2 separate regions of the Mus musculus genome follow, and region 1 is linked to region 2. Evidence: chromatin loops called from intact Hi-C (ENCODE). Cell type or tissue: heart. All regions are shown on one strand.

Evidence for each region. Peaks named below come from ENCODE experiments on the same cell type or tissue, not always from the same donor. Only the 100,000 strongest peaks of a DNase experiment are listed, where the experiment ranks them.
Region 1: a loop joins it to region 2, with 2.3 times the contacts of the local background. A loop is called at or near these places in 1 of 42 quality-filtered maps.

The regions. Positions count from the first base shown.
Region 1 is chr1:58,971,193-58,975,192 of GRCm38, forward strand. It overlaps Trak2 (trafficking protein, kinesin binding 2), which reads right to left and starts at 2,290. Exons shown (of 16, transcript NM_172406.3): 1 at 2,045-2,290. It overlaps Stradb (STE20-related kinase adaptor beta), which reads left to right and starts at 2,330. Exons shown (of 12, transcript NM_172656.6): 1 at 2,330-2,658. In heart, CTCF peaks have their summits at 1,991 and 2,195; a DNase peak (open chromatin) is centred at 2,339; H3K4me3 peaks cover 3,470 bases; H3K27ac peaks cover 2,565 bases.
Region 2 is chr1:59,236,119-59,240,118 of GRCm38, forward strand. Als2 (alsin Rho guanine nucleotide exchange factor) reads right to left here and starts at 1,113. Exons shown (of 34, transcript NM_028717.6): 1 at 1,037-1,113. Gm33667 (predicted gene, 33667) reads left to right here and starts at 1,237. Exons shown (of 2, transcript NR_168353.1): 1 at 1,237-1,635; 2 at 2,567-2,904. In heart, a CTCF peak has its summit at 2,016; DNase peaks (open chromatin) are centred at 1,173, 1,693 and 1,963; H3K4me3 peaks cover 2,061 bases; H3K27ac peaks cover 1,369 bases.

The sequences.
Region 1 (4,000 bases), 260 kb before region 2:
AGACGTGACTAGATGCTCCATGTGACTGTCACGTCAATGACTCAGGTTTCTTTCCAAGTAAGTAGGATAACTTAATGAGGTTCAAAAGCTGGTCCAGGGCCAGCAATGTGGCTGAGAGACAAAGGTGCATGCCACCAAGACTGACACCCTGCGTCCTCAGGACACACATAGTAGGAAGAGAAAACCCAATCCTACAAGTGGTCTTCTGATTTCCACATGCATTCATGCAGGCGTGCTCCCAGGCACACACACACAGCAACAAACAAACAAACAAACGTAATTTTAAAAACGATACAGTCATGGAAGCACACAACTTTAATCTCAGCACGCAAGAAACAGAGGCAGGCAGATTTCTGTGAGCTCCAGGTCAGCCTGAGCTACATAGTGAAATTGTCTCAAAAAAGTAAAACAAACAAACAAAAAAAAAACCAACAAATCCAAAACAAAAAAAGGAATCATACAGATGATATAAATGAGCTGTAGACAAGAAGAAAATGAGCAAGAACTACAGTGCTACCATCCCCCATCCCTCATGTTGGCTCTAATATAGTCTGGGCAGTGAAGTAAAAACATTAAAAGGCCAATTTCCATAGTCTTTATGACTATGAATGTTAAACATTCATAGGGAAGAATAACAATGCTTTGTGACTATGGATGTTAAGCATCTGCAGTGAAGAATAATAACCATAGAACCATAAAACCCGAGAACTGGAAAGCACCTTTGTGATATAAGTCCAATCCTATCATTTTTTTTTTTAAGACATAAAGGCATCCAGGTGGATTTGGAATGAGCTCTTAGTGTGTTAATGAGCAGTTCTATGAGGGATGAGACTAGCAGACAAGAGTGTACAATTTGTTCAGAGGGCTAAAGTGGGAGTTACGGATGCATTCATAGTCAAGGAATGATGGAGCGAGTACTAGCAAACTATGAAAATTCTTCTTAACCATTCTTTTAACCTGGTTCATAACTTTGAGGCAAAGCAGGTATGGGTGTAAATCTCGACTTGATACAGAAAGTCTCCAGTGCAACTAGTGAGCAATGTGCGTGGTTAGGTGAACCGTGTACATCATCACATCAGTAAAAATGGGTATGGGTAAGAGCACTGTCTTTCACATAGGTATGTATGTGCTGGTTAAACATCTGAGGCTTGCCAGATACTACCTAATTTTAAAAATAGAAAGCTGGAGAGTGGCCGAGATGATAAAGTGCCTTTAATTTTGCCCTTTCCCACCACCAAATGTCCTTCACAATTCGTTTTCAAGTGTCACCACCATTAATATGCTATTTGGAGCTCACTGTAGCTCAGACTTTTAACAGGACAGCAAAGATTTGAAAGGTCACAAACATTTTTACTAAGGTAGAGCAAGAACTCTGAGTCTAGCTCATTTTGTTCAGTGGTCCTTACATAAGCTAAGTGAATTTCCAGCGAAATATTACCATCTTTCCTGATGCAGAAAAAGATGCATAAGCAGGTAATTGACTTCACTGCCATAATTGTGATTTAAAAAAAAAAAAAAGTGTCTGGGACTCAGAAGTGCTGGCACTGGAAAACACAACTGCCAATATTCATTCTTTTTGCTTCAACCAAAAGTCTTTCTGTCTGTCTGTCTTCCTTATTTCTTTTAAAAAGACATGTGGCGTTTGGTTCCAAATCAATTACAAATAAAAGCCCAATAAAGAAAGAGCTCTTTCTAGTGTCCTTTCCTCCCATTTGCATCACAGATGGCCACCGAGAGCTTAAGGTTTAACGTCCAGACACTAAAGCCACTCATCCTAAAACGACAGAGCTCCAGATGGACTCTGTCTGGCAAAGGATGGGAAGCTGCCAATCTTCAGAGGTGCAGATAGGGTGAATCCCGGAGGCTACCGCCCAGTTCCCATCAGTTTGCACCCACACTTGGGAAACATCCCTTTCCCATCTCGGGGCGGAATCCTTCCGTGAGTGACCTCTGGGGACCAGAGGGACGCGGGACAGGAAGGCTTCTCTGCCTTTGAGAGAAGTTGACAAGGGCAAGTTCGAATCGCACGCGGGAGCTTACTCACGGGAATGGCCCGGCGTCCTCGCTCTTCCGCCCACACTCGCTCAGGAAGAAGCCCCTAATGCGCGGCAGCCTGAGAGCAGCATCTGAAGCAGCCGCCGCCGCCACCGAGCTAACCCCCCCGGGCGTGGCAGGAACTGGCAGGCGCTCTCACATCATCACCGGGCGACCTTGGAGCTGCAGTGACGCCGGTTCAATGGCAGCCCCCACCCAGCTAGGGAAGCTAAAAAGGAGACCCACTCTCCCAACAGGCTTTGCGGCCCTAGCGCAAAGCCTTCTGGGAACTGTAGTTTGCTTTCCGTCCCGCCTACAGCTCGAGGGCCCCGCCTCCTCACTCCAGAGCTAGAAGCTGGAGGCGCGGTGGGGCGGAGCGGCGGGCCCCGACCCCGCTGGGGTGGGGCGAATCCCGTCCCGGCCGGTTGCCCCGGGCTAGGGCAGAAGTCCAGGCCGACCGGCCTTCTCCAGGCCGTGCTGCACTTCTGTGCCTTGAGGCTCACCCTGGAAGCCGGCCTAGTGTTTTCGCCTCGCCCCTTCGCGAGGCAGGTCCCGGGGCTCGCGCGTGTCGCCTCCCCTCAGCGCCCGCTGTCTGGAGAGTCGCTGGCCTTGGTCACCGCCTAGGTAATGAGGGGAGGCAGGCCAGCACGGGATGGTGTGGGGACCCGGGGAGCGACAGGGAACGCAGGTCGGTAGGTGCACAGCGGAAGGCTACAAGGCCAGTCCTCGCCTCCGCTCCTTACCGGAGTTGACACGGCCGGCCGAGCAGCCGCTGGAGTCTGCGGGACGCCGGCTCCCGCTCTCTGTCTCTGTGCCAGCGCACGGGGGGGCCGGGGCTCCCGGGTGCCCAGCAGCGGTGCCAGGTGCAGGAACCCAGCTACCGCCGCCCCGCTCCCCCAGCTCTTACCTTTGGTAGCGCACACAGGCCTGGCGACTTCCCAAGCTGAAGACACTCTGGCCCCAGACCTGTCTGCTCAGAGACGTCGAAGGGACCTTTTTCCAAATTAAATGTCCAGGCTTCGTTTTGTCTTCAGTGTTTACATTTGATGTCTTGTTTTCCCCTCGTGGGTTTGTTATGTCAAATACCTTTCCTCCAAACTTGATCATGATTTGTGACAGCACCTGCATAGCACAGTGCTTGGCACTCCGTAAATATTTGTTGAAACCATGAGTCATGATACTAAGTTTGGAAAATTGGATTAAGCTGTGTGCTTCGCTATGATCTTTGTTAAGGTTTTATGAGATTTCAAGATCACCTTGAGAATTACTGTAATTTTGAAGCCTAACAAAGAGTATTGGTAGGTTTTTTGTTTTTGTCGGCATTTCCTGTAACAGTAGACCATTGAATACCTCGATTAACGCAAAACCCAAGTCTTGTAAATACATAGCCCCTCTGGTGTCCATTTAAAGTGTTAACCTTTCAAATGAAAGGCCTGGGTATGACTTCTATATTATGCAACAAATTAGATTATTTATAAAGCTTTATTGTGGTTAGCTTTTTAGGTACAATTGCAAGGGACTACACTGAAGTACTCATCATTATGTTTAGGAATACAGGTTTCTTAAATATATATATATATATATATATATACATATACATATATATATATACACATATATATATACATACACACACACACATATATATATACATATATATGCACACATTTATGAGTAAATACATACACACATATTTTAAAGATGGGGTCTCACTATGTTGGTATCCCTAGATGGCTTAGAACTCACAAAGATCAGCCTGCGTCTGCCTCTGCCTCCTGAATGCTGGAATTAAAGGCATGTTCCACCAAGCCTCAGCAAGCTTCTTTATTTTTTTACTTTATAATTTACTTTTAAGGATTTATAATCTTAGCATAGTAGCAAAAACTAACAGCAGATCTTTCATTCAACTCCTTTGCCATGTGCAGCTGCTGCCCTGACCTCAAAATGTCTTGAAAAATTATCTGTT
Region 2 (4,000 bases):
CTACTTCTTCAGGATTCCAGCTTATCCAGAAGACCAGCTAAAATAACTACCCTCGTGGGACTGAGCAACTATTAGATTCTTGGACTTCCCATTCCCGTTGTTGGGCTAGTTGGACTGTAAACTGTATATCACTATGATAAATTCCCTTAATATATACATTTCATAAGTTTTGTGACTCTAGAGAACACTAATACATACAGGTATATGATAAAAAACAAAAAAGTATGGCCTACTGTTTTTTTGCATTTTTGTACCTGCTCCAAATAAACCTACATCACACAAGTTTATCCTTGACAGTCATTTAAAAAACAGATACAAATATAAGAACAACAGAGTAACAACCTTAATTTGGGTACAGCAGTCAGTTAATCTATAAGAAAGTGCTGCTCTTGACCACCCAATTCAACCAGTGTGTTTTCCCTCTTTGGTAACCACAGAAGTACTAAACAGTAGCTTGCCTCTACAAATCTACAGTTGCTTGTCTGCAAATAGCCCTGTTACCTGGAGGACCAACATCAATGTGAGGACCATTTCCTCAAGATCGCTCCAGTGTTCTTTCCTGTCTTCACGATGATTCCTTTGATGACTTGATACATTTAGGGATTTGGTCAAACTACCACTGATTAATACCAAAGTCCTTTTCATTTTCAGCAAACGCTGTTTCAAACCACAGACCCTCCCCGCCCCCCTTCACTTTTCCCCACGATATGCATCCTGGGGCAAACCCACCTAGGACACTCAGCAAGGTTCACTGTCTAGCCAGCTGGGCGCCCACTGTGGGCATTCAAAAAACCCTCTGAGCGGATGGGCGTAAGCAGCGTGGGTGGAGGCGGGAAGAGGGGACCCGAAGGAATGCCACACAGCTCCGACCACGGCAGTGGGGCGCTGGGACCCGGAGGGTGGGACCCGGGCCGAGCCACCACGTCCGGAGCTCTTCACAGGCAGGCGCCGTCCCCGCAGGCCAGCCCAGCGCGCTCCCGCACCTCCGCCGACCCGCCTTCGAACCCAAGGACCGCCCGGACCCGCGCGGGCTCACCTGACGCTCCCGCAGCTCCGCGCTCTTCTCCCGGCGCGAGCCCGACTGCACCGCGGGTACGCGAGATCAGCTGATTCATGGGGGCGGGGCCTCCAGGTAGGGGCGGGGCCTCCGGCGGCGGGCTGGAGAGGCGGGCCCGCAGAATGGGTGGAGCTAGGCAAGAGCCGGTGACGGCGTCCGACAGGGATCAAGATTGCTCCGAACGCATCAGTGACTGCAGGCAAACCATTCAGTCAGGGCAGAACCAATCGTCCTAGGGCGGGCGCACTTTAGAAGCAACCGAAGACTCAGTGAAAGGACCTAACTCAATAAGCGTTTCCATGGTAACGATAGGCCGCGCTTGAGGATGGAAACTACTGCAAGTTTTGTTACCTCCTCAAACTGCGAGAAATGAAGAGAAAATCTTACCTATCAGAACATGGCTGCACACGTCTGTAATCCCAACATTTGTGAGATGAAGGCAGCAGGATCAGGAATTCGAGGCCAGCCTTGAGAACGTGTCTCAAGAGAAATAACAAAAGTGAAAATACGAGCTACCTTTAAGCTGCATGACGTCATCTCTTCCCGAGTGTGCCTTTGCCGCGTGTCCACCTTAAACGGTAAAGAGTAGGAAGAAACTATTTCCTCAGGGCTCCTCAATATACAGCGTTAAAATTGTTTTTGCTTGCTTCTTAGTCTCACTACCATCCATACTTGTCACGGTCGCAATCCTCCCGCTGCACCCCTAAGTGCTCCCTTGAATGTTTTGTGTAACAGATGCTCTCAGAACACAAGCCAGAGAGAAATCTGCTGCTACAGAGTGTGCATCGCGGAACCTACAGAGTTACATTTATTTACTCATTAAAGATAGATATATTCCCCGAATCGAATGCCCCTGCGTACAAATTCCCAACTGGTTCCTCCAACTCAGGGTCTCTCACCAGAGCCTTATCAACTTCAGTGCTAGAACAGAAAAGTGTACAGCCTTGAGAATGGCGCCACCAAATGGTACAAACCAGGGATGTCCTGCAGTTAATGAAGCCTGGACTCTGGCCGCCCTAACAAGCTACCTGTCCTCCATAACACAGCTAAAAAAGACAACAGTGAAAGAAATTTATTCAATGAGACTGCACTAGGAAAAAGAACTAAGGGGCTGGTTCAGTAAACCCCCTAAGTCTATCTTTGGAGCCTTGACATAAGTAGAAGGCTCAAGGTGTGATCTTGCCCATGGTAAACACATCTTGGTTGGTCCTGCAAAGCAAACTGACAAGTTGTCAGAACTAAGAACCAAGCTCTCCTGATGGTTTGCACCCAGAAACCCAATCTCTTCCTTCTCCAGTGAGACTCTTGAGGAAATCTAGTTCTTTGGGGCCCATTATCCTGTTAGTCCACTAGTCAAAAGGAGGGGCACACGTGTCTCTCCTCAGAATATCTTCACTCCTCTCAGGATGGTCACACAGCTTCAGCTGAGACATCCGTGTGGCCAAAGTATTTCGGAGCCTACACCAGTCATTTATACACTAAGATCTTATCTCCTAATTCTCTCCCCAGGTAACCTTGCCCTCGGGAGCTCTCAATCCCTTACTGAGCTCTACCCTGCCCGCCTCCTTTGATAAAAATGAAAAATAAATGTCTTCATCTACAGTTCTGAGGCAAGAGAGACTCCCAGAGGTGAACTTCCTTCATTCCCTCTAGCTGCTACCAAAGTATCCACCTGCAACTGAAGTCTTCCTTTTCCTGTCCTGAAAAGAAACGTTTTGTCCTCTCAGGCTAATCCTGGCCCTGGAATTAAGGCATCACCCTTCTTATCCATTTTGAGACTCACCCGCTTTTTTAAAAAAAATGAATGCAACCCCTCATCTTTCTCCTCAATAAAATAAGTCTCTGTGGTTTTGTTTTTAGTTATTTTTCTTCTACCTCACCTCCTTTGCAACCTAACATTCTACCTCCATTTATTTGTGTTTTGTTTTGTGTTCTTGTTTTTCAGGACAGGGTTTCTCTGTGTAGCTAGATGCTTAGTTATGTTATTTTAGCATACTTTGTATCACCCATGTGGCCTTTCAGAAATATAAAGAGTGATGAATATCACATTGTCTTAGGGTTTTACTGCTGTGAACAGACACCATGACCAAGGCAAGTCTTATAAAATTAAAACAAACAAACAAACAAACAAACATTTAATTGGGGCTGGCTTACAGATTCAGAGGTTCAGGCCATTATCATCAAGGTGGGAGCATGGCAGCATACAGGCAGGCATGGTGCAGGCAGAGCTGAGAGTTCTATGTCTTCATCCAAAGGCGGCTAGTGGAAGACTGACTTCCAGGCAACTAGGGTAAGGATCTTATGCCCACACCCACAGTGACACACCCATTCCAACCAGGTCACACCTATTCCAACAAGGCCACACCTCTACATGGTGCCACTCCCTGTGGATATACAAACCATCACACACATCTATCCTTATAAAGTGTATATTCAGCCCTGGAAAAATAGGTTTAAGAATGTCCCCAAAACAACCAGACTGCTGGCATTGCTCTTGGTTGCCACTCACAGTAACAAGATGGTAAGACACTATACACTTTTTTTTTTAAAGATTTATTTATTTCGTGTATGTGAGTACACTGTCACTGTCTTCACCGGAAGAGGGCATTAAAGATGGTTGTGAACCACCATGAGGTTGCTGGGAATTGAACTCAGGACCTCTGGAAGAGTCAGTGCTCTTAACTGCTGAGCCATCTCTTCAGCCTGACACTATACACTTTCATCACAAGAAATGAAACTCATCAGGAATTCATCAGGAAACGTATTCCCTAGCAGCTAGTTCTCAAGGTGTCAGGACAGTTTTTATTTTATTTTATTTTATTTTATTTTATTTCTCCACTTCAGGAGAAAAGATAATAATTGTCTTACTCATCACAGAACCATGCATGCTACAATACAGACTTGCCGGGCAAGATATGCCCCTGGGGTAGTAGTGGCATTGCT